Linked DNA regions of Mus musculus: all the other regions are linked to region 4. Evidence: chromatin loops called from intact Hi-C (ENCODE). Cell type or tissue: left cerebral cortex. All regions are shown on one strand.

Evidence for each region. Hi-C counts contacts between places; a loop is a spot of excess contacts. Peaks named below come from ENCODE experiments on the same cell type or tissue, not always from the same donor. Only the 100,000 strongest peaks of a DNase experiment are listed, where the experiment ranks them.
Region 1: it touches region 4 in a loop (9-fold over the local background); 5 of 42 quality-filtered maps call a loop at or near these places.
Region 2: it touches region 4 in a loop (3.0-fold over the local background); 9 of 42 quality-filtered maps call a loop at or near these places.
Region 3: a loop joins it to region 4, with 6 times the contacts of the local background. A loop is called at or near these places in 22 of 42 quality-filtered maps.

Annotation. Positions count from the first base shown.
Region 1 is chr2:31,782,269-31,790,268 of GRCm38, forward strand. It overlaps Abl1 (c-abl oncogene 1, non-receptor tyrosine kinase), which reads left to right. Exons shown (of 11, transcript NM_009594.4): 4 at 2,239-2,511. Among named protein-coding and RNA genes, the nearest start is that of Qrfp, 24 kb to the right of the region's middle. In left cerebral cortex, CTCF peaks have their summits at 892 (motif pointing left), 3,029 (motif pointing left), 4,959 (motif pointing right) and 6,106 (motif pointing right); DNase peaks (open chromatin) are centred at 932, 3,023 and 4,967.
Region 2 is chr2:31,680,370-31,688,369 of GRCm38, forward strand. Exosc2 (exosome component 2) reads left to right here. Exons shown (of 9, transcript NM_144886.3): 9 at 121-983. The coding sequence ends at 201. It overlaps Gm13427 (predicted gene 13427), which reads right to left. Exons shown (of 4, transcript NR_153862.1): 1 at 7,989-8,000; 2 at 7,389-7,562; 3 at 996-1,145. It also overlaps a transcript of Abl1 not described here. Among named protein-coding and RNA genes, the nearest start is that of Gm13427, 4.1 kb to the right of the region's middle. In left cerebral cortex, CTCF peaks have their summits at 878 (motif pointing left), 3,515 (motif pointing right), 6,429 (motif pointing left) and 7,761; DNase peaks (open chromatin) are centred at 3,508 and 7,854; H3K4me3 peaks cover 594 bases; H3K27ac peaks cover 120 bases.
Region 3 is chr2:31,811,744-31,819,743 of GRCm38, forward strand. It overlaps Fibcd1 (fibrinogen C domain containing 1), which reads right to left. Exons shown (of 7, transcript NM_178887.4): 6 at 5,381-5,560; 7 at 1,547-4,954. The coding sequence ends at 4,695. Among named protein-coding and RNA genes, the nearest start is that of Qrfp, 5.2 kb to the left of the region's middle. In left cerebral cortex, a CTCF peak has its summit at 3,803 (motif pointing right); DNase peaks (open chromatin) are centred at 3,168 and 3,825.
Region 4 is chr2:31,880,755-31,888,754 of GRCm38, forward strand. Lamc3 (laminin gamma 3) reads left to right here and starts at 6,527. Exons shown (of 28, transcript NM_011836.4): 1 at 6,527-6,989. The coding sequence starts at 6,590. In left cerebral cortex, CTCF peaks have their summits at 4,297 and 6,404 (motif pointing right); a DNase peak (open chromatin) is centred at 4,289; H3K4me3 peaks cover 878 bases.

The DNA.
Region 1 (8,000 bases), 98 kb before region 4:
TGAGGAAGGAGCTGCAACAGGGTGGGAACAAAAGGGTTCCGAGAGGGTCTGTGAACAGCTCGGAAGACCTGGGTTCAGTTCTTAAGCACAGATGGCATGTGCCCATGGCTTGGCACCAAGGAGAGTCGGTATGGGGGTTTCTTCATGAACAGGAAGAGGCAGAGCCCTGGATGGCCATGCTGTATGCTTGTGGAGCAAGCATGGCACAGAACAAGTCCCGTAGGGTACTAGCTTCCCCTGCTTCTCTGAACACACCGTGAAATCCCCTTGCTCATCCTGATTATCACTGAAGTTCTGCTCAAAAAACTAGAGCAGGCAGAAGGCAGCCGCCAGAGTGGACGTGTGACTCTAGGAACATGGCCGGGATGGAGCCACAGTGTACCTGAGGGCAGCCGGCTGTAATATTGAATGATGCCATGTAAATTTTAGGTTGGAGAATGAGCTCAGTTATAGCTCTCTGGGGAGTGGCAGAGATGGGGAGCTGTCCCCCGAAACTGTACAGAGTACACTGTGTCTGCGATCAGCATTGAGGGGAGGGCTGTGGGCAACATTGTGTGGGTCTCAAGTTTATGGTGGGGCCACCTCACCCCTTCCTTCACCAGCTCATGTCCTAGTCTAACTTCCTGTGGCTCCAGAACGGTTCATACAGCCTCTCTAGGTGCTCTGAGGTGAGAGGGGCTTCTTCAGCCTGGAGGGTTCTGTGCTCAGAGGCAGCTTCTCACACAGAGACCACAGTTGTCACACAAGGGTGAGGAACACGTCTAGGCAAAGCTTGGTTGTCCTGGACTTTTATTTTAGTAGAATTATAGATTCAAATTTGGCTTGCCTGAGTTTAAAAAAAATGTGTGTATATCTTCTGGACAAGCAGAGAAGGGAGCTTGCTACCCCCTTGTGGTTATCTCCTTTGTAAGCCATAGAAAATAATTGTGTCTGTATTTGATTGCCACAGTGAAATAACCCGAAGCAGCTAATTCACAGAAACAGTTTTATTTAGCTCTTGGTGGGGAAAACTGAAAATTGAAGCAGCGTGGTACAGGTCCTTGGCCCAGGAGCAGTGGATTAGTGTAGTAGTCAGTCAGCTGATGAGGACAGGAACAGGCTTCTCATTGGAGAGGGACAGAAGGGCCGGGCTGACCCCTTTGTAACCCCCCCTTGTACTCTGGAGCAGGAGAACTCTGGACTCCCAGGAAGGCCTTAACCGCTCCTGAGACCACACCATTTAAAGCTTCCCCAGCACACCACACTGCTGCCTGGAGGCCATGCATACCGGCCGTCAGACAGCGGTGCCCAGCATAATATACAGCCTATGTATATCTTGGGCTTCCTCCTGCCTCCCTCTGTGCTATCCAGATGTCACCTTTGTAGTCACAGCCTGACCCTGTCTTACCAAGTATCAGCTCTCACAGAGTCCAGCACCCCCACAGCCCCCACTGTGAATTTGCTGCTGGGGCAAGTCAGGTTTAGTGCTTGCTGTGCCCAGAGCCCAGCTGTCTGTGTAGATGTGCATGGAGCAGTTCTTTCCCATAGCGCAGCAGCAGCAGCAGCAGCAGCAGCAGCAGCAGCAGCAGCAGCAGCAGCAGCAGGAGGGAACAAAGGTGGCTGCACTCCCATGGAGTGCTTTCTGCCACTGCTGCCCCAGTGCTGTAGCTCAGAGAAGCCTGAAAGTACTCCTACCTCATCTTCCTGTGTCCCATGTTGGAAAAGGCTATGCTGGCTCCTGGCCTGCAAGGTGCTGACCGAAACGTGGCTGGGTATGGAGCCACACTGTCCTCCACCCTGGTGGTAGCCTCATACTGGACACTGAGGGAAAACATTTAATTGGAGGGTAGGGACTAGAAAGATGTCTCTACAGGGTTAAGATTAAGAGCACTGGCTACTGCTCTTCCAGAGACTCCCAGTTCTAATCCCAGCACCCACATGATGGCTCACACCACTCTCTGTAACTCTAGTTACTTATCCTGGCCTCCAAGAGCACCAGGCATGCGCATGGTGCACATGCATGCATGTGATTACCATACTCATAAAACAAAAATCATTTAAAAATTAATTAAAAGTAATAAATTGGAGATTAAGGAGGGGAATGCTGGGTAGGGTTTAGCACTATCTATGCCCTGGGGCTTTTGAGTTCTACCCCTGCTAGAAGAAGCTGCTACAGGAGACTCTAAACAGTGTGTAAAGCCTTTCTTTCCCCCTAGGGTTTAGCTCTGTGAATAAGGACTGTTCCCTCTTCTTCCTCAGCTGTACGTGTCCTCCGAGAGCCGCTTCAACACTCTGGCTGAGTTAGTTCACCATCACTCCACGGTGGCTGATGGCCTCATCACCACACTCCACTACCCAGCTCCCAAGCGCAACAAGCCCACTATCTACGGTGTGTCCCCCAACTACGACAAGTGGGAAATGGAGCGCACCGACATCACCATGAAGCACAAGTTGGGTGGAGGCCAGTACGGGGAGGTGTACGAGGGCGTTTGGAAGAAGTACAGCCTCACTGTGGCCGTGAAGACCTTGAAGGTGGGTAAGGGGGTGTGTCTGCTGTGGCTCGGCAGCGCCTCAGGCCTCCTCGGCATTGGCTCTGTGTGAGGCTGAGTGTCTTCCATCTGTGGCTTTGCAGATGGTGAGCACTGCCCAGTGCTGAGGATCGGGAAAGGCTAGTTATTAGAGGACACTTGTTCTGTAGCTGTGCTCTTTCAAAGCCTGCCTTCTGTTCTTGTTGGGTGACATGGAGGCTGCATCCCTGTGGGAGCTGAGAGAAGGAGGCACAGAGGCTGAACTGGAGGAGAATCCTGAGCCGAGTCCCATGTGGACTTCTGTGGGCTGATAGGAAAGGCAGGTGTGTGGCGTCCTGGCGTGCTTTGGTTCTCTCACATGCAAACAGAAGCAAGTCCTGCGTGTCACTAGGCTGTGGCCTTCCTTGAATCACAGGGCCACACACTTCTCCACTGTTGACCCACGTGTCGTGTTTGCAGGTGGTTCATGTTCCTCCTTGAAGATACATGATCCGAGCTTGTTCCTGTGATGAGAGTGCCCCCTAGTGTTGCACTATATTGCTTGCTTGCGCATGTCTTGGATGGACTCTGATAACCTGCTCTCCACTGACTGTGTACTTGTGTCTCAGCTCAGCCGTCCAATACATCTGTCAGCCCCGGCTCTGCCAATAAGAGACAGGAAAATAGAGGCTGGGACTTTTAATTGCCATAATAACTGTTTAGAGCAAGGCTGCATTACAGAATGAAAAGCAGCTTCCAGTCATCATATTGAGCATTTTCCTTCCTTTGGCTCCGTGGCAGAGCAGCGCAGGGGGAGGAGAGGGGCAGAGGGGGGATTGCCTGGGGGACTCTTGGGCATTTTCCAAATTCAGCTTTTTAAAATGTCATGAGTTCTTCACATGTGTTTGCCAAACAGGCTCAGTCCTGGGTGCCCACATTGGACAGACATGGACAAATCCCTGATGATGGCAGCATAGGGGGTCAGGGTGGTGCCAGGCTCTCCTGTGCGGGGAGGAGCCAGTGTTGACTGCACTGGATAGAACGGTGTGAAGCACTGCTGTGAGGAAGGGCAGAGGTCAGGAGAGACACTAGGAAGCCCTAACTGAGGAGGAGGAGGAGGAGCCACTGAGAGGTAGGCACTCAGGGTGCCATGAGTTTAGCAGAGCAGAGGGTTAAAGTGCTGCTGATCCCCTGTACACCAGGCCGCAGTGCTTGGAGGGCGAGGTGCTGCTGACAGGGATTTACAAACACAGCCAGACTTTGGAAAGCATTGGGCGTCTAAGATTCAGCAAGGAGGGGAGGATTGTTTGAAACCCTTCAAGAGAGGGCAGCAAGGCCACTCAGTAGGTAAAGTCTGAGCCTGACACCTCCAGGGCTCTCTTAACCCACATGGTAAGAGAGATCTGATTCCCACCACACGTGTGCCATGACACACACTCTTCACACAGCACAAACAAATATATGTAAAAATCAGGACATTAAAGAAGGTGGGGGTTACACAGCTGGAAGGCCCCATTGACGGGCAGTGCTGCAGCTGTGCATAGCAGGAAGTCCTCCAGAGGAGGATCTGTTCTGGTGTTTTCTCTTAAGACCTCAGCAAGTTTCTGAGAACCTCCTTAGTGTATGCACCATGGTTGGTAAAGAGCACTAGGGTCTGTTGGGTGGGTACGTAGGTAATCCTGCATGGCACCTGACCAGAACAGGGCAGGGCACTCACTCTGGAGGTGTGTTAACTCAACACACACACATGCAGCTTGCTAAATAAACTGCCCCCACGCGGCCTAGCCCTGCAGGAGTGAGGCTCTGCCGTCTGCTATCCATTTCTCAGTGAGAGGCGTAAAGGATTTTGGCTCTTGACCTCCTTGGCAGAGTTGAGAACCACACAACTTACAGAAATGGTCAGTTGCTGAGTTAGTGTAGCCTAGTGCTCTGAGTGTGCGATGTACAGGTCGATACAGCAGCTCCTTCACTCGTGGTACTGAGAGACGCGCGAGCACTAAGGCATCGGCACTAAAGCTGTGGGTGCTGGAGCCCTGAACCAGGACTCAAACCCAGGCACCCAGCTCCCAAGCCCAGCTCTTCACCATCTCCCTCCTTTACAGTCTTACCTCTCAGACCCCATGAAAATAAACATAAGCCTCAGTTCTGCCCCTTAGGAAAACCTTCCTCCACATCCTGTGTGTCAGTGGTTCTCAGCCTTCCTAATGCTGCAGTCCTCAACACAGTTCCTCACGCTGTGGTGACCCCATATACAGTTACTTCATTGCTACTTCAAAGCTGTAATTTCGCTATTGTTATAAAGTGTAAATATCTGATATGCAGGATATTTGATATGTGACTCCAAAGGGATTGCAACCCACAGGTTTAGAAAGACTGCTTCGTGGACTCCCCTTGCTGTGAAACTCCTCTCAAGAGAGTCCTGCTGGCCTTCAACGACCTCCCAGAGCATTGCTTCCTCCCATCCTTAGCCAGCAGGGGGCGCATGGCCTGCTTGTGTAAGGCACTCGCTTCCCAGTGCCCGTGAGAAGACAGTATTCATTAGAAAACCTTCCAAAAGAGCCATGTGCTTGTTCCATCCCTACGGCCAGAGGTAACAGCCACTGCAATTGGAGTGTGTCCCCAATCCCTGCTGGCCAGTCACTGAAAACAAGTCTAGAGGCTGAGGATGTGGCCTGGCTCACAGTACTTGTCTAGTATGCACAGAGCCTGGGATTTGATCACTAGCATGGTCTACAGCTGGAATCTCATCTCTTGGAGGGTGGAGGCAGGGGGAGCAGGAGTTTGAGGTCATCACGTGAGCCCTTGCCTATAAAAGGAAAGACAGAAGAAAAGAAAGATTCACAGAAGAGTGGGGTGAGGGTTGTAGGTCATTAAGTTGCCAGGGTCTCACACAGCAGCAAAGCCAGGTCAGCATAACTGACAAGCCATCCTCTTAGCCTCCCTATAGCACTGACTCAAAGTTCCTGCTGTCTCCCACAAGGATGGAGCCATGCAGGCCCCGTGAAGGGAGCGGTTGAGCCTTCTTTTCCCGACAAGCATAAGCACGAGGACTAAGGAGAGAAAGGAAAATCCTCCCAGTGTTTCTTCCACCTGAGCCTTCACAGTTCTGTTTGACTGTGTAAAAGGAAAATGTCTTCAGAAGGACGCCATGAGTTAAAAAATAAGCAGAGGGACCTCAGGACCTCACAGATTACAACGAGGAGCTTGTTTGGGGTTTTTTTGTGTGTTTTGTTTTGTTTTGTTTTGTTTTTTCGAGACAGGGTTTCTCTGTATAGCCCTGGCTGTCTTGGAACTCACTTTGTAGACCAGACTGGCCTCAAACTCAGAAATCTGCCTGCCTCTGCCTCCTGAGTGCTGGGATTAAAGGTGTGCGCCACCATGCCCGGCTGTTTTTGTTTTTTAAAGATTTGTTTGTATATTATGAGTGCTCTTACCTGCATGATAGAAGAGGCCATCAGATCCCATTACAGAAGGCTGTGAGCCACCATGTGGCTGCAGGGAATTGAACTCAGAACCTCTGGAGGAGCAGTCAGTGCTCTTAACTGCTGAGCCACCTCTCCAGCTCCCTGGTCTTTTAGTTTGTCTTTTAAATTTCGATATTTAAAAACATTAGGTTACAGTTTAAATGATTAATTGAATCATGTCTAATTCCAGCAGGGGGAGACAAACTCACACTTTTTTGTGAAAGGAAAAAGACCCCACAATTGCCCCATAGGCGATGTGTGTGTGTGTGTGTGTGTGTGTGTGTGTGTGTGTGTGTGATGGAGACAGACATGCAGATAGACAGGAAGGAATGATTGCACAGGGTGTGAGTACATGTGTGAGAGGCGGTGGGGATCTGCAGTCAAAGCAAGAAGATGCTTTTAAATAATTCTGCCTTGAGATCATTGGTCTTCTGGATCAGGGTACGTGGCTCCACAACAGCTGAGATTTCTGATGATGAGCCTGTGAGGTGCACTGCTATAGAACAGAAAGGTTTAGATGTTAGACAGTATCACTGGAGAGCAGTTGTGTCAAAGCCAGTTGTATTGTGCAGCATTGGCTCCTGGCTCTGGCAGGTATCCATGGTGTGTCACCGGGTACTTCAGAGTGCTGCACACTAGAGCCAGACTCGCTTTTGGGAAGCTGAGGAACAGAAGAGACTTGAAGAGCCCAGCAGCCAGTGGTGGGCGGCATGGGATGAATGTCCTCCGCACAGCTGGGCAGCAGCAGCCGCATGCTGTGGTACATGAGAGCAGCCCATGCTGTTAAAGAACAGTAGACAGCATCTCCATAGTCTTTTAGAACCCATGTTTGGTGATAACACGTCATCACGCTGGCTCTGGTCGTGATTTGCTTCTCATTGTGGCTGACCAAAGCGGAAAAGCACCAAGAACAAAAGCACACTTAGCATGAGGTCTGATGAGGCTCTCTGCCCAGGGAAGCTGATTTTCATGAAACCTCTTCCGTACCACACAGGCAGACTCCCTGCAGACACCACATGTGGCCTACTGTCCTTGCCTCCAGAGCCTTGTTCTTGCAGCTAGGGAGACCCTGCCACTCACTGTTGCTGCTTCCTGCTTGTGGGAGTTGATTCAAAGCAACAGTGGCTTAGGTTTAAGGAGGCCGAGGAGTACAGACCACAGCCCTTCAGACTCAGCCTGGAAAGGGTCCATCTCTGGCCCTGTGTTGTGTGACCTACACAGATGGTTCTCTGCGTGCTCAGAGAGCTGCTGGTAAGACTGATTTAGAATCTGGGTGATTGACCCCCTAGTCAGTGATGATTGCTTCATTAGGTGCTCATGGCAGTGCATAACTAAGTAGCTCAGGGTCTATCTGACCTGTGAGGCACTCTGGAAAGTGGATCTCTCAAGCCAGCTGCATTTCAGATTCTTCACACTGTTTCCTCTTTTAATGTTAAGGGTGTTGGGTCAGGAAGCAAACAGTACTTGTAAAAATAGTTCTAAGACCCCACAGAAGGTCCACAGCAATACCAGGCCACTCTGACCTATGGCCCATTGACTCACTGGGCCAGACAGGATACCTGACAGGAACATCTGAAGGGAGAAAAGATCCAACTTGGCTCATGGTGTCAAAGCTTTCAGTCCACCACTGCAGAAAGCATGGCAGAGCGGCTGTTCTTTGGTGGCAGGAGTGTGTGACACAGTTGTTCCCATGATTGTAGCCCAGGAAGAGAACCAGAGACTGGGTCTGACCTTTCGAGACCTGCCTGTAATGAGAACTCCTCCCAAGCAAGCCCTAGCTCCTGAGGGTTCCACAGCCTCCCACAATTGCTCCGTCAGCTTGGGGGCAGCTGTTCACAACATGAGCCCTGGGTGAGAATTTGCCCCACAGGAGTCTTCACATCACCAGGACAAGACTCCTTGAGCCTCTCAAGGGCAGTGTATCCAGTGCTCATCAGAGGCAGTGGCCTAGACTGAGGGGAGGTTGTCACTGCCTTAGCCCTTGAAGCTGTCTTCCCTCCTAGGCACTTCCTTGCTAAACAGATCTCATGCATCTGAACTTCCCTTCTGC
Region 2 (8,000 bases), 200 kb before region 4:
TGCTTGCTTGGTCGGATTGCATAATGCAGAAGGCGTATACTAGCCAGGCTTCATTCCCTCGTTCTAGCTGACTTGATGGGTATTTCTGAATGAACGAATACCGTTTCCTATTTTCTTCAGATCAAGGATATCTTAAAACCGGAAGTAATGGAGGAGATCATGCTGGAAACACGCCAGAGGCTTTTGGACCAGGAGGGATGAGGCCGAGAGCTGAAGGATGGGACTGGGCACCCCCTGGGCCAGTTTTGGGAGTGAAAACTCTGCCATGTGGTCCCCAAGGAGCATCTGACAAACACATTCCTCACCTGCAGTGGGGCTGCAGAGCCAGGCCTGTCTTTCTGTTCTGAGAGAAAACTAGGGGGAGGTAATGGTGGGTTGGGCTCTTGGGTCCCAGTAGTTTTAGGTCTTTCAGAGCACAGTGTCCCGGCCTGATGCTGACTTACCTTGGAATAACTTGGAGAATTTATGACTTCCAATCACCCCACACAATGTAATGCCCCATGAAACTGTCCTGGTAGAAAACATGGTGACCTGGGGATGTATCTCAGGAGTGGACCACTTCCTAAAATGTGCAAGTTCCCAAGTTCCATTTCCAGCCTTACCCTAACCCCAGAAAAAAGAAAACCAAAGACAAAGACATGGCAGTGCCATCGAGAATGGTCTCTTTCCACTTCCGCTCTGTCTCCTTTAATGCACAAGTGTGTGGTTGGAGAGAAGGTGGTGGAGTCAGGCCAGAGTCAAGTGGATATGAGAATAAAGGGAGGGCTGGTGAGATGGCTCAGTGGGTAAGAGCACCCGACTGCTCTTCCGAAGGTCAGGAGTTCAAATCCCAGCAACCACATGGTGGCTCACAACCATCCGTTACGAGATCTGGCGCCCTCTTCTGGAGTGTCTGAAGACAGCTTCAGTGTACTTACATATAATAAATAAATCTTTAAAAAAAAAAAAAAAAAAAAGAGAATAAAGGGAGGTAGCAGCCTTTGTTGGAGTCTCACCGCGTGTTCCGTCTGCTGACAGGTTCGAGGGATCCATACCCTCTACCTGGGCTTCCTTCCCCTTGTGTGTGAGCTGTTTCTTTAGCATCTCAGGTCCTCCTTCAGCATGTCCACCAGCAGGAACTGGCTGGCCTTTTGTGTTTTTCCCGCCTGTGAGAGTGGTTTGTAAAAAGCTGAGCCACTGGTGATGACGGAGAATAAATATTCTGGGCAAATAGTGGTTTCTGATGCTCTGATAAGAAAACAGAAAAAAACGAGCCAGGCGTGGTGGCACATGCCAGCACTGGGGAGGCAGAGGCAGGCGGATTTCTGAGTTCGAGGCCAACCTGGTCTACAAAGTGAGTTCCAGGACAGCCAGGACTATACAGAGAAACCCTTGTCTCGAGAAAAAAAACAAAAGAAAAAAAAGGAAGGAAAAAAAAAAAGAGAGAGAGAAAACAGAAAAACGAGTTGGGAAAAGCCAAGTTCTGTGTAATTGAAATGGTGATGTATTAACTTTTCAATAGTGATTCAAAGGGGACAGGATACAAGTCCTTGGCATAGAGTGCAGGTTTCCATGCTTGCTTTCCTTCTGACAGTTTAAAATGGCCTCGCCAGCATGGTAGGTAGCACGGCCTGTGATTCCATATGGGGACAGAAGCAGGGGATGAGGCCAAGCTGGGCTACAGAGAGTGGCTCACTAAACATTACCCATAATGGTGCCCTGAGTTACACTTCTTCAGTTAACATTGTTTTTCTTTCATGTTTATTTATGTGCATTGGTGTGAGTGCATGTGTATGGAAGTCAGGACAACTTGGATGAATCCGTTCTTGCCTGCCATGTGGGTCCCAGGGGCATCAGGCGTGACAGTAATCACTCTAACCCATGAGCCATTAAACTGGCTCAAAACATTTTTACTGAGGCTAGGGATGAAACCTAGCGCCTTGTTTATACTACTAGGCAAGGGCATCACTGAGCAATGGCCCAGTTAATTAACATTCTAAAAATTTGTTTGGATGCTGGGTATGGTGGATCTCTTGAGTTTAAGTCCAGCCTGGTTTACATAGCCAAGGTTATATAGAGACTGTCTCAAAAAACCAAAACAGCTGGAGAGTGGTGGTACACCTTTAATCTCAGTACTCTGGAGGCAGAGGCAGGCAGATCTCTGAGTTTGAGGCCAGCCTGGTCTACAGAGCAGGTTACAAGACAGCCAGGGCTACACAGAAAAACCCTGTTTCAAAAAAAAAAAAACCAACAAAAAACAACAATCAACCCAAAATAAATAAAGGCCCCAAACAACAAAAAATAATTTCATAAATGTGTACTGTATATTTTGATCATGTCCATCCCCCCAGTTTTCCAGGCCCAACTCTTCCTGGACCTCCAACAAGTCCCCCTTCCAACTTCCTTTCTTTCTATCTTTAGTTTTTTATTTCTTTTTTGGAGACAGGCTATTTCTATGTAGCCCTGGCTGTCCTGGAACTCACTATGCTAACCAAGCTAGCCTCAAGCTCACAAGAGACTCACCACCTTTCACCTTCCTCTTCTAGGTGCTGGGATTAAGATGTGCCTAGCTTTTGTTTGTTTTGTTTTTTGTTTTATATATATATATATATATTTTGTTTGTTTTGTTTTGTTTTGTTTTTTCACACAGGGTTTCTCCGTGTAGCCCTGGCTGTCCTGGGACTCACTCTGTAGACCAGGCTGGCCTCGAACTCAGAAATCTGCCTGCCTCTGCCTCCCAAGTGCAGGGATTAAAAGCGTGCGCCACCACTGCCTGGCTTGTTTTTACAATTTTCAATAATCTACCCACTCTAGTTAGGGCTGCCCAGTCTGTCCTGGTGACAGGAGCTAACTCATCTAACATAGCAGTTGTCATGTGAAGTCACATCGTATCCACAGCAGGAACAGGTGAATGCCTGTGCTTGCCTTTCTCTTCTGTACCCAGCCCAAGCTCTAGCCAGTGAAATGATGATGCTGCTTCCCACCTCACCCCAGTCTAGAAGCTGACAGTACAGCAGTCTGGAGGTCCGTTTCCATGGTGATTCAAATCCTATCACATTTACAATCAAGATTAATCATCATAGCACCATCGCTAGACAACTTTGCATATGTGTGTTTCTGAGACAGTGTTATAGATGACAACTTTTAATTTAACCCATGTTTGAGGGATCCACAGATAACTGAATTCCCTGAGTCTGCAACTTCAGGTGGGTTTGCCTTTCTCAAATTTCAGAAGTTTCCAGGTTGTCCACCTCTTTTTTTTTTTTTTTTTTTTTGAGAAAGGTTTCTTTGTGTAGCCCTGGCTGTCCTGGCACTTTTTAGACTAGGCTGGCCTCAAACTCAGAAATCCACCTGGCCTCTGCCTCCCAAGTGCTGGGATTAAAGACATGTGCCACCACTGCCCAGCAGTTGTCCACCTCTTACGGGGCTGGGAATGGGAGCCTGTCTCTTTGTCCTTACCTGTTTCTCCCAAGCTGTTGGCAAGACACTGAAACCCAAAAGCATCTTCACTGGATATGTGCTTTCATAGCCCAGCAGAGGGCACTGCTGGCAAGCTTAACTACAGTTGGTGTAAGAAAAACCTGAAATTTTGTTACTGAGCTTTGCTTTATGAAAGTAAGGATAAAATTAGATTGAATTGAACAACTTTTAATGAAAGTTATATGAGCTGTACAAGATGCATCAAACATTGCTTTAAAGCCGAGGTGAACTGCTGGGAGGCAGAGACTGACAGACCTTTTATGAGTCACAGGACAGCCTGGTCTATAAGATGAGTTCCAGGACAGCCAGGGTTGTTACCCAGAGAAACCTTGTCCCAAAAAACCCAAACTAAGCCAACCAACTAAAACCTGTCAGATACCTGCTGCGCTCTGCATTCTGCAGTTTGAACCCTTAAAGGTTTTCCAGTGTTAAAAAGTAGTGTATCTTATTTGTCACGGTGCCTCCTAGGCAGTCAGCTTGGTCAAGATGGCTGAATATATCCTTCCCAGCCAGCAGTCATCAGAAACTCAGTGAAGTGGATGGTGAACACAAGCTTCATACCTTTTTTTTTTATTTTATAATTTTATTTTTTTTTAAAGACTTATATGTGGTATAGTGTAGCTCTTTTCAGACACACCAGAAGAGGGCATCAGATCCCATAATAGATGGCTGTGAGCCACAATGTGATTGCTGGGATTTGAACTCAGGAACTTCGGAAGGTCAGGCAGTGCTCTTAACCACTGAGCCATCTCTCCAGCCCATGGGTTTCTAATGTGGTGGGAACCACCTTCTTTCGAGACTAAAGCTTTCAGATTCTGACAGCTCTTTTGGACCCACCAGCCAAGGTGCAGCAGGATGTGTCAGTCGTGGGTCTCTTTCATGCCCTTTTTCTTACAGAAACCAGTTGAAACACTCAGATTGGCATCCACACAGACTTGCACTTGCCCTCTCCAGCTTGCCCTGGTGGCTCACAACCATCTGTAAAGAGATCTGACACCCTCTTTTGGTGTGTCTGAAGACAGCTACAGTGTATTTACATATATATGTAAAATAATAAATCTTTAAAAAAAGAGAAAGAAACCCATGAAGAAGGAAGGAAGCTCGGGACCAGAAGGCCAAGCTTCAGTGCCAGTTCTTCACTATCCTGCAGCATAAGCATCCACGCGCTGGCCTGAAGAAACAAACAGTACTAAGACACACGAGGAGGAGTCTAGCTGCAGAATATGCTAAACTTTTGGGCAAGACAATGAAGGAGACCAAAGAAAAACCCCAGGGACAGATTTCCAGGAGATGTAGACTGTCCACACCGAAAGCCTCTCAAGTCAGTCAAAAATAAGTCTTTAGGAGGAACAGATAAGCTGGATGGTAGTAGTGCACACCTTTGATCCCATCACCAGAGCGGCAGGCAGGCACATCTCTGATTTGGAGGCCAGCCTGGTCTACAGAATGAGTTCCAGGACAGCCAGAGCTACACAGAGAAACCCTGTCTCAAAAAAGAGCAAATCCAAAAAAAAAAAAAAAAAAAAAAAAAAAAAAAAAAAAAAAAAAAAGTACTTCTCTTGGAGGAAAATTACAAGTGGGGCTTGGAGCTTATCTGAAAGAAAAGTGGGGTTGAACGCTGATGGTATGGGAGAAGGGTTCTTCTGCACAGCCCTGCAGTGAGGGGAGAGGCACGCCTGAGGCTGGGAAACCAAGGGCAAATTCATCTCAAGAATACCGGACAGTAAGCAACAATGTCCCTTGCTTTTAGGTGAGGAAGCCAATTTAGAGGAGAAACTGACACGAGTCCCAGGCAATTGAATGAAGGACGGGATGCAGCTTTAAGAGGGTGCCAAAGCCAGGTGTGAGCCCAGGGTGGAACAGCTGAAACTCCTGCTGACCCAGGAGTGTAGTTTGCTGCACTGAGACTGATTGTCTTCTAAGGGTGTATGGGTATTTTGTCTGCTTGTATGTCTCTGTACCACATGGTGTGCCAGGTCCCCTCCAAGGCCAGCAGGGCATCAGATCTCTTGGAGTTACATGTGGTTGTAAGTTACCATGTGGGTGCTGGGAATTAAAACCTGGGTCATCTGGAGGAGCAGCCAGTGCATTATAGCAGCTGAGCATCTCTGCAGCTCCCAAACTGATCTTTGGATCACTGCTTCTTTTGCCAACCGACTGCCTGCTTCTGCCTTTGTATTCCCGCAGGGTAAGAAGCACTATTCAGTGCTGTAGGCCAGCAGCAGCAGCAGGAACGGGTGCTTAGGAAATGGGTGCCCATTACCAGGAATGGTGGTGTAGCCACTTTGGTAGGGCACTTGCCTGGCATTCTTGAGGCTCTAGGTTCCATCCCTAGCACGGCTTACACCAGGCTTGGTAGAACATACCTGTAACCCCGGCCCTTGTGAGCTGGTTGCAGAGAGATCAGAAGTGCAAGGGCACTCTCAGAGATTAAGGGCAGCCTGGGCTGGAAATCCTCTCAAAAGCCCAAACTGAGTAATGTTAGTTCAAGAAATAGTTATTGAAGAGTTGCAGTTCCAGGTGCTGAAGGGTGGTTCAATCAGGAGCACTTACTGCTTTTGCGGATGATCTGGGTTTGGTGTCCAGCTCATAACTATGTCTCATCCAGGGGTTCTGATGCCCTTTAGAGTCTGTTAGCAACAGACATGATAGTGGTGCACATAAAGTCAGTCAAGTACACATACATGTTTATAAATAAAATATCTTTTTAAAAGTTGCAATTTGCTTGTTTATTTAAAGTTCAACCAGAGAATGAAAAATGTGGGTAGGGAAAGGAAATGGTTAAAGCAGGGACAGGAATTAAAAAATAGACTATTCAAAAGAAAGAAATTGGGGCTGGAGAGATGGCTCAGCGGTTAAGAGCACTGACTGTTCTTATGAAGGTCCTGAGTTCAAATCCCAGCAACCACATGGTGACTTACAACCATCTGTAATGTCATCTGGCACCCTCTACTGGTGTGTCTGAAGACAGCTACAGTGTACTTACATACACATAATAAATAGGGGGCTGGTGAGATCGCTCAGTGGTTAAGAGCACTGCCTGCTCTTCCAAAGGTCCTGAGTTCAAATCCCAGCAACCACATGGTGGCTCACAACCATCTGTAACGAAATCTGATGCTCTCTTCTGGAGTGTCTGAAGACACACTACAGTATACTTACATATAATAAATAAATAAATATTTTAAAAAAAGAAAAAAAAAAAGAAAAATTACAGTCATCAGGGTGAGCATAGATAGATAATCAGAGAAGCCAGGACACCTATTTGAAGACTGGCCGTACAATTTAAGAGAAACCTGGACAGCCAAACTGCAATTCAAATAATGTGACAATCATATTATTCTGTGAGTGAATTTATAAACTCCAGTTCTAAATCTGGGCACAAATTTTCATTTGCTTCACAGTATTTCAAGTGACTTTTGTTTCTGTTGTTTTGTTTTGTTTTGATAACAGTGTAGTCCGGGCTGTCCTGCAACTTGCTCTATAGACCAGGCTGGCATCGAACTCACGGAGATCCGTCTGCCTCTGCCTCCCGAGTGCTGGCATTAAAGGCGTGGGTCACTATCACTCAGCCACATGACTGTTCTTTACTAATCAAAATGCCATTTTCTTTGTTGAACAGTTATTTGGTACTGAGTGCTTCGGTAGAAAAGCCATGCTTTAGAGCAAGAAGTAGTGACTTTTAAAGGACACTTCAACCACAGCGATGAATGCTTCTCCATCTGTGTTGTGGGAACAGCATTGCATGTGGTAAAGCATTTAATGTAAAAGTAGGGATAGTGTGAGTGCTGTGATGAGTGAGCCCCTTTAGAAATGGGTCGGTCCCAGTAATAGGGACAATGATAACTAGGGGACCAGAGGATGAACTCTCCAGGTGTGGGGTAGTTTCTCAGACTTTTGAGGTCTGATAACCTGGACAAATTTCGACTTACCTTGAGTTTTAGGAGGACACGTGTCTCACCTGTGAAAGGATTCATAATAAAACAATCATACACGAATGCACGATCTCGCCTGGCACACTGAACAAATGCTGTTTCTTCAACCTCCTATCCCAAAGGATCACTCTCTCAATACTTCTTTCCAGGTTCCCATATTTGGGGCTTTCCCTAGTGAAGAGGAGATAACGCACCGGTCATCTTGATTTCTAGGATCGAGCCAAAGTTTCTCCCCTAACGAAACTCAAAGAAGTAATCCAACTCCGGTTCTGGAAAACTCCAATCCGTAGTTTTCCCCTGTCTCTGAATCTCCTGCGGTCTAGCTACTAGAGCAGTGAAGACTTCGGCTGACCAGAGTCCACCGTCTCCCAGCAGGCGGGGCCAGTTCTCTGTAGCTATGGGAGCTGGAGGCTTGGGCCTCTGCGAGCAGCCTATGGGCGCCGGGACTACAAGTCCCAGCATTCCTCGTGGCACCACCGATCGCTGCTAACTGTCGGCTCTCGCGCTCACTGGCTAACTGGATGGTGGTGAGGGTTATCACTGGTTATCGAAGACCAATGACAAAGAAGAAGGGGCGGGCGCTTCCTCATCTCTCACCTTGAGCTCAGA
Region 3 (8,000 bases), 69 kb before region 4:
CTTTTCAGGCACACTCCTGGGTTCCTGCCTGCATCTGTCCCTCTGATCCTTGAGCCCCAGTGTCTTCAGCTACTGTCCGCCATGATGGGGGACCTTGCCAGCAGCTGCTGTCCAGGCCAGCGTGGAGTCTGGAGTTGAGGGTGTTTCTGATGTCATCGAGCAGGATGGGCCTTGTCAAGGTTAGAGGCTGAGCAAAGAAGGAAGCAGTGTTACAGGAGGAATTGGGGTGGGGGGTAGCTTTCCAGGAGGTTCCAAGGCTCTCTGAGTTGCAGTCCTGAGGGCACAGGGCTCCATGCAGCCTGTCCAGGCTTCCTTGCAGCCTGGCTTCTGGACCCATCTGTGTTTCTCATGGTGTGAGGGAGGGCTGAGACTGGGTGAGAAAGGGTATATTCATGACAGCCAGTCTGGGCTGTGCCCTTGCAGGTTCCTGGTTTCATCTGAATGATCCCCCCCCCCCCCCAGAATAGGACCCAGCTTGGAACACCATATGGCTATGATCTCCATCAGCCCCGAACCTCTGAAATTGATGATGTCACAACACTCCTCAAGTCATGAAGAACACACCCTTCTCATAAATGTTCACCACCACTGGGGTCTCCCCAGTCTCCTCACAGAACCCCAGGGAGATTTCTTCCCTCAGTCCTACACCCTGTAGATGGCTCGTCCTCAAGCCCCTTGATAGTTCTAGAGAGTTCTGTGAGATTGGGTCGGTGAGACCCATCCAGCTGGCTCTTGAAGCCACAGACAGAGCAGTTCAGCTGAGGGAATCATCATGGCCAGGGCTTAGCAGTGTCAGGGAGCAGGCTAGCTGGACAAGGCCCCCACACAGGCGAGAGTGCTCCGACAGAAACAGACACAATCACCTTGGATTTCTGAGGGCCTGGCTCTGGAGTCCTGTCCCCAGCATCTCTACCTGTGCCTCCCCTGCACCCCACCCCCATCCCTCCAGCCCCATGACCCAGAGTGAGCTGCCTAGAGGACAGGACACTGAGAATCTTGGGAAAGAGTCTGAGAACTGGTGTCCTGTGGACATGGCCTCAGGACACTCCCACAGTACAGGAGTGGTGATCCCTCCCTCACTGCCCCCATGCCGGGGTAGGGGGCGGGGGGTTCCGCCCCTGTTCTCTCTGCAGTGTGGGCACTCAGTCAACCCTACCTTTCATGGAATAACTTGAGCTTCAAGTTGAAGCATCGATTAGAAATAAATGACTGTTTATTAGTTCCTCAGAGTGTCGACTCCTCAGAACCCCAGGACTCATTCCCTATAGGGACAGTTCATCACCACAAAGACACCCGTGGGATACACAGAGCCAGGCGAGGTGAAGCCATGAGTCCTAGACTCCAGAACAGAAGCCCCGCTAGATGCAGCCTCTGCAGAAGGCTGGCCTGACCTTGCCCGGCTGCCGGGGCTTACCTGGCTCTGCCTAGCCAGACACAAAGAGCGAGCACAAAGCCATCTGGAGAGGAGGGCAAAGCAGTCCCAGGGCACTGGGTACCTGCCTCGCTCTGCTGTAACATGAAGCAGTGCAGGACTACACGTGAAGGCTGGTGCTGGGTCACCACGAGACTTTATTGAAGACAAGGGTACACAAGACACCGGGTGCACACAGCCCCAAGTAGCAACTAGGCCCACTGTTTGCCCATGGGGTGCTGCACTGACCCTCAGAGCTGCTTCCAGCCCCAGGGCCCCATTGTATCTGACAGCATGCACACCTGCTCTGCTTGGCACAGCTAGCCTCAGGTCGGACCCCCACTCACAGCCACTGAGCCTGAATCCTGGCCTCTGGATTTATGGATCCCTGCAGTTGCTGGGCCACCAGAACCTCGGGCAACCTGCGCCAAAGGCAGATGAAGGAATGAGGCTTTGAGAGGCCCCCGGGCACTTTGGGTCCATGTTGCTTCATCACACTTCTGGGTTCCATGAGACTTCTGCTGGCATGTTGCTCCTTAGATCACAGGGCTCAGGGCAGCTGTGGGCCTAGCTCATACATATCTCCCACCTCAGAGTCAAGTCATCTTGAGGACGGCATCTGTTGCTCATAGACTTTCTGGTTATCCAAGGCCCTGCTATCTTCTAGAAGTGCTGGTTGTGGGCCAAGTCCTGCAGTGACCATGGCCACAGATGGCTCGTTCTCCACCTGGAGGCTTGGGGTGACACAGATGAGGGGCAGGGAAGAGCCAGGAGCTGGAGATGACACTCCCACCTACAAACACTAGTGTCCCACACGCACGAGCCACTAATGCCACAGGAGAGGCTCACAGCTCTAACTGGTCACTCACCAGCCCAGGTTTGCAGGGGACCCAAGGCACTGTCTGCTCCCTGCATGCTGTCTAGGTGGCCACTGGCACGACCCAGGTGTACCCAGCTATGAGGCCTTTGGTAGAATCCACAAAGCCAACCTAGGCTTGGAAAGATTTTCGATGCTTTGCAAAGTAGAGACAGCCACAGTGCCAAGACCCTCGTGTGAGATGTGGAGACTCTTCCCAAGAAGATAAGCAGTGTGGCTCTGCCAGGTGACTTCATAGACTCACCCTGGTTAGTCATTCCATTGACAAACCAAAGTAGGTCTGGGGTATCAGGGACCACAGCCCACTGACATTATGTCTTCTTAGTGGACCTGTCCTGCCCCCCAAACTTCCCAGCATTCCTGCTTCCCGTGGTCACTGATCACAGGTGGCAGCCACCTACACAGACATCAGACCAGTGAATGAAAGCCAGGGCTGGAGGCTGTGGCCCAGTGTGCAGGAATAGTGCTCCCAGGGACAGTGCTCCCGCCTGCCCTTGGAGGGTGCACACCAGGAAGGTGAAGGACTGTTGACCTGGTCTCTCCCTACTAACTCCTGCCCACTCGGCCAGCGTTTGACAAAACCACACCCCCTAGAGTACTAGCCTGGCTTGGGAGAGAGCTTGGTGTCCCTGGGGCAGTGGCTGGGCTGAAGGGCTGTCATTTCCAATGTGACCAGACAGGGATGCATGTCACCCTTCACCAGCTGCCCTGATGGGCTGAGCTTCAGCTCCTGCATTCTGCAGCCCAGCCCTGGCCCACAGCCCTCCTGTCCCACACTTGCATGTGTGAATCTGTTGCTTCACTCGACGGAGTTTGTTTGATACCACATCAGAAAGCGCTTGGCACTTCTGAGCAGCGCTTACAGCGGCAGCTGGCAACAGAAGCCACTTTAGCACCAGCCTCGGGGGTGGGTAGTGTCTGCCAGGATGTGTTTAAGCTCCCACACACCTCTGCAATGAAGCTAGGTGCCAGGTGTCAGGGACAGAGAGGGAATGGGAGGGGACTTTCCTATGTATCCCTTGTCCCATCAGAACCTTGGCTACTCTACTCATGTTTCGTGCCACCAGCGCGGGACCATAACCAGTCCTGTCCAGCACCTAGGACGGCTTTGACTCTCACAGGTGCTACAGATCCTTGCTGAAGACCCGAGGCCCAATGTGAGGGACTGAGCAGGTCACACAGTTCATCGGTGGCTTCAGGCTTTGGTACAAGTCTGGCAGAAAGGAAAGGCATGGGCCTCTGCCTCCAGACAGAGGAGGTCACCATTGCCATCTTACCATCCAGTTCTTTTAAAGCCCCTGTCAGGCTTTCAGAAGAGCATCTCAGCTGCCAAGCAGGTAGCTGAGGGCGGGGCTGCAGCCTGCCTTCCTGCGGGATCACCCGTGCAGGTGTTGAGAAGGCTGGACAAGGAAATGTCCAGATGTCCAACCTGTTTGAGGGCTCTGTCTCCTGCCCTCCCCTCCACCCCACCCCACCTGTTAGACCCTGATGGCAGTGTCCGTGATAGCCAGCAGGGGGCAGTCTCTCTGCAGAGATGGTAGTCTTGGGCCATGCTGAGTCCCAGGGCTGGCTGGCTTCTGAGAAGATCCTAGAGTCAGTCCATGGAGGTCGGCAGAACACAAAAGCCTGGCACAGCCTCACCCCAGGAGGTCCTCACTGGCTTAGGCCAGTCCCACCCTTGCCCCACAGGCAGATGATGTGGGGCAGGACCCATGGGTGCTCTGCAGGAGGGCAGGTGGACCTTGTTTGAGGTGGGAAAGAGCAGATGAGCTCTGAAAGCAACCAGAAGAATAAAAACCCCCAGGTCTGTGGAGACCCAGGGAAGGGTGGCCTAGGGGTCTGGTCTTGGCCTTGGGGCTTTGTAGACAGCTGTGCCACGGCCCAGTTGGCCACAAATGAGAGAGAGCTGTGGCAGCTGCACAAGGTCCTCTGATAAGAGGTAGGGTCTCCAGGCCCTGAGGGATTGGGGTTAGGGCAGACAGGTGTCAGAGGTGAGAAGGTCTGAGCCTTCCACTTTGATCTGATGGAGGGGACCAAGGTGCTGCCTGCCCCCAATTCTGGATGTTTTTGCCAAGCCAGGAAGAATGGGAGATGCTGCCTTACCAGGATGCAGCAGACAAAGCACAGGGACCAAAGCCTGGGCAGGTGGGATTTGGGGTTGCCAGGTGCCAGCTCCGCTGGTAGGAACCAAAGAGCATGTCACTTGATAGACAGGGACCTGGTTGGGGAAGGAGTGTCACTGGCTCAGGAAGCTGAGTTTCAGGGCTGACCCTGGGCCATCCCTACTAAAGAGCAGACCAGCCATGCACAGGTGGGCAGAGCATGTTCTTGCAGCAGTGGGCATGGGATGAGATGTGTAGGGACTAGACATAACCAGAGGACGCTGGCACTGGGCAGTGGGCCAGTCTAGCGGTCCTCACGGACCGGCCGGATCTTCATCTCCGAGAACTTGAGTGAATACTGCCATCCCGTCCAAGAGGACCACTCGACGCCGTCTGCGTAGGAGGCGTGTGCACCACGCAGGTACTGGCCATTGAGGTTGGATGTGTGACAGTTGCGGTACCACCAGGCTCCTCGGTAGAAGGCGGCACAGTTGTTCTCCGAGTGGTCGCTGTCCCGGTCCTTGGTGGTAAACCTCATGCCACTGTGCTTCAGGAGGGAGTCACCTGCATGTGGCATGTGCACACAGCGGTGGGCACCTGGCCAGACACCCGGGCAGAAGCATGCATAGGCCCCCAAACACTGTCCACCAGCCACATGAGTTTGGGTGTGCGAATGCACACACCACCCCTCAAACCTGTGCCCAGGCTGTCTCTAACCTCCTCCCAGCTTTCTGACTCACCCATTCCTTTATCTGAGATGAGCCCAGAGAACTCATCTACAACTTACTGGCCCCACAGAAGCCAACCCCGGAGACCTCCAGGCTCCAGTTCTGGGCCCAGCTCTTCACTCTGTGAAATGGGTAAACCTCCCAGGCCCCATAGCATTGCAGGAGTGAGGACCCGGTGAGACTTGTGACCTAGATCCTGACTGCAGAGAGCAGAAGGCTTTGACTGGCCAGGCCAGCTCTCCCTGCTGCACTGGATCCTCACCTGCGGTGCCGGAGTAGTCAGCCACCGTGAGTGGGTACCCATCCTCCTCGGGGTCCACAGAGAACAAGCCCACACCAAAACTCCCGTAGTGGGCATAGGCGGTGCCGTTGTCAAAGTCTTCTAGGTCCACGTGAAGCTCGTATGCTGCTTGTGTGGTCAGGGCGTGAATCCGCTTGAGCCCTGAGGGTGGGGGAGGGGAGGAAGATGGATGAAGTCAAGGGATGGGAGGGGGTGGATACCCTTCACCCACCCAGACAGGAGCTGGGACAACTGCTAAGTGTGTGCTGCCCTGCTCTCTGGGCCACTTCCCTTCTCCCTGTAGGAGGGATCTGGGCAGGAAACTAGAGGCTTATTGGTCATGTCTGATTGGTGATGGCGTCCCATGTACCTGTCAATCTCAGGAGTCTTCCTTCATCCTCTCCACCTTATTTTTTGAGGCAGGGTCTCTCACTGAACCTGGGGCTCATTGATTCAGCTAAGCTGCCTAGCCAGTGGGCCCCAGGGATCCCGTAACCCCATCTCTACCTCCTCAGCACCAGGACGTGTGGTGCAGGTACACTGAATGACATTGAACTTAGTTTTGGGGGTTTTTGTTTTTTTAACATGGTATGAGGATCCACAGTGAGGTTCTTTATTGACTGAGCCATCTCCACAGTCCCCCAAATGTATGCATTTTGAGGTGACAGCTGGTAGAGAGAGCGCTGGAATTTGCAGTTCAGATGGGTGGTGGCACAGGTGGCTGAGCCCAGCCTCTGAGCCATCTTGTGGTGTTTTCCATGCCTGTCTTTTTATATGGCCTGTTTGCCTTTCTGTTTCAGCCTTGGGAAGGTGGCTGCTCTCCCGTGCTGACCCAGGGACCTCCTCCTTCTTAACATTCACCATTCTGGTTCTCCCTGGCTCCTTATGGATTTCCCAGTCAGCCTAGTTTCCCAAACACAACTCTACAGTCAGTGTTTGTTGCGACCCCAGTGGGCACAGTGGGACCAGGCATGGCAAGCGCTCAATAAATACTTCTCAGTTCATAGAACCAAGGCAGTGCCAGCATCTCCTGCCATCCCCGGGCCTGGTTCTGCACACTCCTGCTGCCTACCCACTTCCTCTCTCCCACTCTCCTGCTCTCTGGCCCTTGGGCCATCTCAGGGTCTCACACAAATAGGGCACTTCCCTTCCATCAGGATCAACCCTTGATTAAGAGGGCATTTAATTAAACGCTTCGCAGGTTCACACGCCTATAGTGTTCCATCAGTCCCTTCCCGAAGGCTAGTATTTGGGTTATTGTGTGCTCGAGAGCTTTGTGGACCCTCCCTGCTCAGCCCCAATATTCTTTGCCAGGCAATCAACAGATCACCCCAGGATCCCTGTCCCCCCTTCAGCCCCTCTCGGAGCTGCTGACTCAGTTCAGCCAAAGACCTGGAGGCTGTGGGGTTCACCCAAGAGCAGGCAATCCCACTGCACCCTGCCTCCCTGCCTGGTCTATTCTCCCAGGGCTAGTGCTATCAAGGCAAGCTACTCTCCCCTCTCAGGGTGTGGCTTGCACACCTGTGCAGGGCTGATAGACAGATGCTCAGGCAGCAAGTGACAATGACAACAGCTGGCACCTGGAAGTCAGGGACCAGTCTGAGCACCTCCTGTATGGTGACCAATCAGGCAGCACAGCCTGTGACCAATGCCACCATACTCGACCCAGGACTAGCTGCTGCTGGACAAGGACGCAGGGAGGTGGGCATAACAATGCCCCACTGTATGGGTGGGAGAAGGAAGGCTCAGAGAGGTGCAGTCACCTGGTCAGATCACACAGCTGGCGAGCAGCGGAGCTGGGATTTGAACCCAGGCAGAAGGACCCAGACCCCTATTCTACTCCAGGCCTTAGCTGGGACAGATTGCATTTCCCAGGAATGGTGTATGATGGAGACAGCCCCAGGGGATGCTGGGAGATGCCTTTTCCCATTACTACACGGTCACTGAGATCCAAAGACCTACAGTCAGCATGCCACAGTTGGGGTTAACAGTCCTAGGCTCTGGGCACACCTTTCAGGTACCTGGCACTGGGGCTGGCTAGATGGCTCAGTGGGTAAAAGTGCTTGCTGCCAAGCCTGACAGCCTAAGTTCAGTCCTCAACATAGTGGAGAGAACTAACTTTCCTAAGTTGTCCCCTGATCTCCACACTCAAACCATAGCGCAAGCACACATTCCCCCCCCCCCCCAATAAATGGCAACAAATAAAATTAAATTAAAAACACAAAAAATGAGGTCTGGAAAGATAGCTCAGTGGTTAAGAGCACTGGCTGTTCTTCCAGGGGCCTGAGTTCAATTCCCAGCAACCACATTGTGACTCACAACCATCTGTAATGGGATCTGATGCCCTCTTCTGGTGTGTCTGAAGACAACGATAGTGTACTCATATACATAAAATAAATAAATCTTAAACACACACACACACAAAAGAACAAATAAATGAAATTTAAAAGCATGGTAAACAGTGCCTGAGGAATGACAGACACCTGAGGTCAACCTCTGGCACACACACACACACACACACACACACACACACACACACACACACAAACGTACATGCCTACCTGCATCCATATCACCCCACACACACATACAAAAATTGAAA
Region 4 (8,000 bases):
TTTCAACAGCACAGCGCACCTGCTTCCATTGCTACCCATCTCTGCTTGCCGCCTGCAGGAGAACTCAGATCTGGCAGCCACACTGTTTTATTTTGTATGTCCCCTGGCCTTAGCCTTCAGCAGGGGCCCCAGCAGGCAGGACATAAATTTCCCACCACCCAGAAGAGACCCATTAGCAAAGCCATGCAAATGCTAAGCGGTTCCCGGCGCAGTCCCAGACCGGAGCTCGCCTTTCCTCTGACATTTGTAAAGTTCACGTTTTCAAAATAAAGCCACGTGAAGGCAGAGGCGGCTCTATATCACTTCCGTCAAGCGCTTGCCAGCTCCCCGCCCCCCTTGCCCTTGGCCTTCACTTCCCCTTTGAAGGGCCAGGGTCTCTGGGGAAAACCCCACCGTGGGCGGTGGGAGCCACCTTGCCTGCTTCTTTCTTTCTCCCAGCATGGGGCCAGCTTTCTGTTCTCGCAAAGGTTCATCCATTCACTGTTCTTTATCTTGTGTGATTAATTGAGCACCTCATGTATACCTTCCCTAGAATGTGTCAGACCCACAGTCTTTTCTAGAAGACCAGTGAGGAGCTGGGTCTCAGCCTGGATCCCAAAGCTGCCCCTAACCCAGCCTCAGAGGATCCTTCAGCAGATAGCTAGGAACTCTGGGGCCCAAAGACGGATGCAAACTTGCCCAAGAACACACAGAGCAGCTTCTAGACACTTCTCACAAATGCTCTCTGCTCTGTCTTCTCTAGGCCGTGTGTGTTCCTTGCTACTAACCTGCATCTCAGTATTGGGCCCACAACCCCTCCCAGGCAGCAGTCAGGAACACACACACACACACACACACACACACACACACACACACATATGCATGCATGCTTCCACTTCCCTTCCTACCACGGACACCTCGCACCTCCGTGCTCGGGCCGCACTGCTCCCTTGGTCCCTACCTGCCCTGCCTAGGCCACCAGTCTTTACTAGATTCCTAGCCCACTCCTGGTTTGTGAGGAGTGAGTACCTAGCTTCTCCCCCTGCTCGTAGCAGCCAGGGAGCATCTTATCAGCTCACCTTTGCATTGGTGTGGCCATTCCACACCACCTGGCTTCCTGAGCCGTCAGGAAGGCAGTTCTCAGCCCCACACCCCTTGCTTTCCTCTGGGCACTTGTGCACTGCCCACTTTCTGCTTCATACCTCACTAGCCTCTCACAACTCCCCTTCATTTCTCTCTGACGTCTGAGCCTCTTACATGGCTGTTCCCTCTGCCTGGATGCTCTTCCCCAATCCTCCCACCTTCTCTGGGCCTCAATGGAGACTTCACCTCCTCCAGGAAGCCTTCCTTGACCTCTCTAGACCAGGCCTGGCACCTCCTCTTCACCCTGACTGATGGAATTGACACATAACTCATAGTTAAATTACTGTGTTATTCTCCAGGTCCTCCAAGTGATAGGATACTTCCACCGCACTCGGCCCTTGGACCGCTGCATCCAGACTGCATCTTCAGGAGTACCTTTCTCATCTCTCTGGACCCCCAAGCTGACTCATCCCACATTTCGGGAGGGAGGTGGCTGAGTGCAACAGAACAACTGAGACATTTGCTGGGCTGAGTGGTGACATGCCCCCAGGACAGTCCTGTCCCTCTGCCTGTCTGACAGTGTTAGCTCCCTGCAGTGAGATGCTTCCAGAGGTGACAGCTGAAGGATCCTGTCCACTCCACTCTGTCCGACCCCTCCCTCTCTATGTTACCGTCCTCATCCCATCTCTTCTAGGATGCTACCTCCTACAGGAACTTCCCTGATTGCCCTGCCTTGTGCCTCCCTGGGAACTCCTTCAGGCTCAGGAGCAGACACATAACCATTGAATCTGTGCTTGCTTCCTAGGCCATGTCTCCCTGTTGCCCTGATTTTCCAGGGAAGTTAATGAAGTCACTGACAGTCCATGCCTCCTGCACTGTGGCAGCCCTGGCCCTTGGGTGAGCACAGAGCAAGTGGTCATGGAGGAGTGAATGCCTCAGAGCAGAGCAGAAAGGCCGACCCTGACCCTGCAGCAACCCTGCAGGATGCTCCTGGGTTCGCTGCTGCCCAGCAAGGTGGGGCCTTGTAGGGCTCCTCCCACATCTAAGCCCATGGCAGACCCTAAGTCCAATTCTTTCCCCCTGCTCTTGAAGCTACATGCATAGCAAGTGGTACCCTACTTAACAGAAGGGAAAACTGAGGCACAGGCATGTGGGTAACCATACATAGGCTTGGAGCTGAGCACAGCATTCATTGTTCAAGAAGGGAAACTGAGGTATGGCTCCACCCAAAGGGCCTCAGTGTGTCAGGGCTCAGCCCTGACCTCCTCCCTAGGCATCCAGGACAGAAGCCTAGGCTGGGCTGAGGAGCATGGTCTCCTCTGGGGTACTGGACCCCGAGCCCCAGCAGGCTGAGCCCTGTCAGGAAGGATCAGCAGCTCCAGCAGCTCCCTAGATTTAATTAACGGGTCTTTCATCTCTGTCCTGGAAGAATCAGCTATCTTCTGTCTCCTTAATTAACGTTCATTAAGCAAATCAGAACAACGCAGGCTTTGCTCCCCCCTCCTTGCCTGGAAGGTTTTAACCCTTGGTAGGTGGGCTTTGGGAGGGGAGCCCAAACAGAGGGCCTGAACCCTGTACAAACACCTAAGTCCCCCCCCTTAACCCTCTAGGGATGGGGAGGGTCTACCCTGTGCTATTCTGTGTTCTACCATGTGCTCACTATTGCTGCCCTTGCCTAGAGCAAGGCTCCACTGGCTTCATGCTGTCCCCTTGCCAGCCCAGCCTCGCCTTTCTTGCTCTCTGCACCCCATCTTTTTGTCCCTTCCCATCTCTTGCTCTTTAAGGTACGGAAGCTCTGTCCTCACTATCCCTTTCCCTCCCAGGTTGCTGTTCTCACAGGGATCCCAAACAAAACTCTCCTGGAGAAGCTGGGATACAGAGCCAGCAGACCTTGTGACAGTGCACTGAGAAGCCAGTACCTGCATGGTCCCCTCAGGGGTGCATGCACTCGGGGTAGGAGGCTTCCACTCCTCAAAGCAGGAACTGTCATGCAGGGCTCAGAGATTGGGCCTCAAAGCTTCAGGTTAGAGGGAGATAGGCCATGTGGTCTGGAGCTCCTGTGGGTTTGGGGATACACTACTGGGGTCCTGGCTTCAGGGGACAGACACTGGGCCAGAGTGGTAGGCCCTCCTCAGCCCCTCCTCTTGCCTTGTCTTTTCCTGTAGTGTTGGAACCCTGGGCCTTGCACATTCTCAGCAGGTACTCCACTACTGAGCCATAGTGTGGCCCTTTTAAGCCTCATTTTAACAGAATGGCCCAGGGTAGACCCCAGAATAGCCCAGGGTAGACCCCTCGTCTCAAGAGGGTTGAATGTGTGAGTGAATCCTGAATTCGGTGAAATGGGAGGAGCACAGGCTCCTTGACGGACAGGTGGCCACGCCCTCTCAAGGTCCAGCATTGCACATGGGCAGTCCTTAGCTGTCCCACCAATCCCTTTCCAGCTGGTACAGTTAAATTGCCATTTTGTCCCCCATATCTAGAAAGTCCTAAGACTTTGGGGGTGCACATATATCCCTGTGTCTTGGAGGCACTCAGGATTCTGTGCCCTCCCCAAACCCTCTCCTAAGAAGAAACAACCATACAATGGTTGGTCTTCTTACTTGGTCTCTTACTGCCCTGACGTGTCCTAAGCAAGCCACTTCCCCGCTAAGGGCCGTTTCCCCGCTTTGTGCAGCTAGAGCCAGACCTCAAAGACTTTACCTTGGATCCTAAGACTCAGCCACAAAGCCCTCACAGGAGGGATGGGTGAAAGCCACCTGATGCACTTCCCCTCCACTGGGGCTCTCCCGGAGCCTGAACTCTGAGCACCCACCCTTCTGCCTGGGAAGAGACTCCCCAGGATTGACGGTGTCTGTCCTGGAGAGCAAATACAAGATGGCTGCCATCCCGGAGGCGATTGGAGACTTGACTCTGCCGGCCTCCAGCTGTGTGCTCCTGGGAGTCACTCTTGTCTCTGAGACTCCCCTGGAGTCTGCCAATCCACCAGATTATATAGCCTAATCTGGCATGCTGTCCCTAGGTGGCAAGGGACAGGTCTGGTAGAGAGTCAAGGGAACAGTTTGTGGAGCTGAGACAGGCAACCGGCCCTGGACTCCATTCCCATCTCCGTCTGGCTTCTTGGCTGGTTGCTGGTCAATTCCACACAGCAGTGCAACCACGGGCCACCACATTTTTGCCTTCTAGGAGGCAAGAGAGGCCTGTCCCTGTACTGCAGCCAATGTCGCCACCAGGTGGTTGACATGGAACACCTTAGAGACTTAGAGACTTAGAGAAAAGCAAAGCAGGGAACCTGAGGCACCACTGAAACCTCCACTGAGATCACCAGCCAAGGAAAGACAGACGTTCAGGAATGCTGGCCCGTTTGGTGGCCATCCAGCAGGTCCTGAAAGAGGCCATCACTTCCAGCCCGGGACCCAAAACCAGCCTGGAGTTCTGTGTACCCCACAAACATGCCCTGGCTGCTGCAGGGTGCAGATCTTGAGGATACCAGAGTGAAACACATCCGGCTCCTGCCCCTTGACAGTACTCAGCCTGAAGCCCTGTACAGGACAAAGACAAGTTCATGCCATGGGACTGCTACCACCCAAGCCCCATCACCAGCCCCTGCCCTGCATGCCAACATGATGGCCGGCTTGCTAGCCTCCTGGCCTTGACAAATGTACAACACCTCTGTGATCGTCTTTCCTTGATCATTCTGCCCAACTTAACCTCTTTTAGGAAGCCTACCCTGACCATGTGGAACTGGTCACGGCTCCCTCTCCTAAGTCCCCACTTTGGTATGCCAGCTGCTGTGGCTGGCTGGTCAGCCCATCATTAGTAGCTATGATGTGACAAGCACCATCCCTCTTATTGGGCTGTGAGACCTTTGCATCCTGCCCAAGCACAGAGAGGACGGACAGAGGCCCTGCTCGCCAGAGCCCAGACTAGCCAGCCTTGCAGGGTCCTGGAGCTATTTCTTAGCAGCTCTTGGCTTCGCTATAGTGATTATTTTCAATGATCTGGGAGTTGAGCAGCACATATTGCCCCGATGCTTAGAAATTTCTGTTGTATGTGCTCAGTGGAAGGTTGGAGGGACCTCAGAGGCTGCCACACAGAACACTGTTCCCAGGGAAGCCACTGTCACTACAGTACAGCTGGTGCTGACTGCAGCAGAGGTGTGTGTGTGTGTGTGTGTGTGTGCTCGTGTGCACATGCGTGCACCATTAGGGCTATGGTTAGCACACAGGGATCTCAACACAGGCTATAGAAGTGAAATATGTAGAGAAACCTTCTTTCTCTGGGACCTCATGTATACCAGAATATTCGTCCAGAAGGACAGAAGCTAGCTCCAGGGACCCTGGCTGCAAAGGCAGATAGAAGGAGAAGATTCGGGGGCAGTCTTAGTGAGACAAGGTGTGGGCTCTGCCACAGCCCCATGGGTGATACAGAAGGGGCCCAGATATCATGTGACTAATGGCTTCTGTGTTGTGCAGTGTGGGTCTCTCGCCTACTCAGTCTCTCAAGGAAATCAATAGAAGCCTTGTAGGTTGAATTGAGACAGTATCTAAGGACCTCACCCAAGCTGAGCCCTTGATTAAGAGATATTAGGGGTGCAGGAGTCTGCTCTGCAGACAGAGGCAAAGAACATGGGCCTCCTTGGTGGTCCGCGTCCACAGCAACAGGAGTCCATTTTCATCCCAAACTTGCCTTTGTCCTCCTCTCAAGGTGTCCTTGTGATCCTGTATCTAGCTAGCAGTGTAAGGAAGGAGGCCCCAGAGGGGGCTAGCACAAGGCTCCCTACCACAATTTGCCCTGTACCCCTGACTACCCATGCCAGACCCCAAGAGAACCACTTCCTTAACCCTGATCATAACTTTCATGCAGGGTTGGAGTCTTACTGGATCTATCCAACCGTGGCTGTGGGAATCTGACGGTGTCCCGCTCCCATGGGATCATTTTGTTTTACTGTCTACAAGGGCCAGAAGGTGCCTTGGGAAGGACATTAGTTTGGTGGAGAGAAGGGGAGGCCTCTGTTGATAAGAGGAAGCCTTTTGATAAATCCCAGGTGACAATATCTGCTTTGGGAGGAGACGCCAGGAGCGCAACACTTTTGACAGAGAACACTGGACAGGTACGGAGGAAAACTGCCAAAGGTCATTCTGTCAGGTGAAGACCTGCGCTTGTCTTGCCTTTCAGCTCAGGAAGGTACACAAGTGCAGAGCTTCCATAGAAGAGCCGCATTAGCAGAATAACTTGGTGTCTCTACCGAGACCATTTTGCAGGGAGGACTGTGGAGCCAGGTTCACAGTTCCCGAGTCCACGACCCAGCCAGAACAAGCAGGCACTCCCAGGCACGTCCAGCAGGTGGGGGTGAGCACGAAGGGACGGAGCTCGGATGGTGGGGTGTCGCCTGCATGGGTCCCGCCCTCAGATGCCGTCGGGTTCCGCCTGCAGGGGAGGACTCCAGGGGCCAGTGGAGCGCAGAGGGGCTAAGCGCAGACCGCAGCGTAGAGTGGATCCCGGAGCAGTGCAGAGCGGGGCGAGGACCATGGCTGTATCCAGGGTCCTGTCCCTCCTGGCAACGGTGGCATCGATGGCGCTGGTGATTCAGGAGACACACTTCGCGGCAGGCGCGGACATGGGCTCTTGCTACGACGGTGTGGGACGCGCACAGCGCTGTCTGCCTGAGTTCGAGAACGCGGCGTTCGGCCGACGCGCCGAGGCCTCCCACACGTGCGGACGGCCCCCGGAGGACTTCTGTCCACACGTGGGGGCACCAGGGGCTGGGCTACAGTGCCAGCGCTGCGACGATGCTGACCCCGGACGACGCCACGACGCCTCCTACCTCACAGACTTCCACAGCCCCGATGACAGCACCTGGTGGCAGAGCCCATCCATGGCCTTCGGGGTGCAGTACCCCACCTCTGTTAACCTGACCTTGAGCTTAGGTAAGCATGCACCCTGTCACCTTATATCCAAACCATGGAGGCCCAGGCAGAGGGCTGTGCACGCTGGGGCAGACTGCAGCACCCCACGGGTAAGGAGTCAGAACCTGCAAGCCCTGGGTAGCAAGAGGTCAGCCCAGGGGGCTCCCCTAAGGGCTTGGGGGAGCAGAAGGCTCCCCTCAGCTGTGGAACTGGGTACAGCAACAATTCCCTGGAAGAACTGTTAAGGAAGGTGGGGGTCATACTTCCATGATGATCTATCTGATCCATCCTCTAAGACCCGAACTTGTAATCCGGTCAGCTTCGATGCCCTGTGGACGGACCTCTGACGCTGTGAGCAGTTTGGGAATGGGCGTTAGGGCAGTTGCCACCAAATGTGAATGCTGTAGTACCCTGGGCAGGACAGCCAGTTTCTTCCTGCCACTGGATAGCCAGCCTGGGCGTTTCGAGTGGCCCCTCCGCATTGTTCTTGATTGCTCCACCCAGACTGAGGCAAGATGAGGGAGCACAAGGCCCTTGAGGCTGGGAACCCAGGGGTCCACTTCTACCTTGAAACTGGACTATTCTCTACCCACTCCAAGTTCAGATGAGCCCAGCGATCTCCTCAGGTTCCTTGCTATGTCCTGAATACTGTGTAAATCTTCCAAAGGTTTGATAACTTGGATTTGGTATTTTCATAACTCATTTTGACACTAAACGTGACCTGAGGCGATTTCTAACCTTGGTGTATCCTAGTAAGGGCCAATATTCATACATTTTGTTACTGGATCTCATTTGAGAGCAGCTTACAGCCGCAGAATGAAGCCTGTGAGCTAAGCACTCTTCCCCTGAGCTACATACATCCTCAGCACGCCTCTGAAAGTCCAAGGTACATCAGGAGCAGAGTTTGGATAACATCTAATGAAACTATGCCCCAGTGAAAAGCTGGAGGCTCAGAGAGGTTAAGTGCTTTGTGCAGAGACACACAGCTGCTAAATGACAGTCAGGACCCACACATTCCTGTGCAATGGAGGT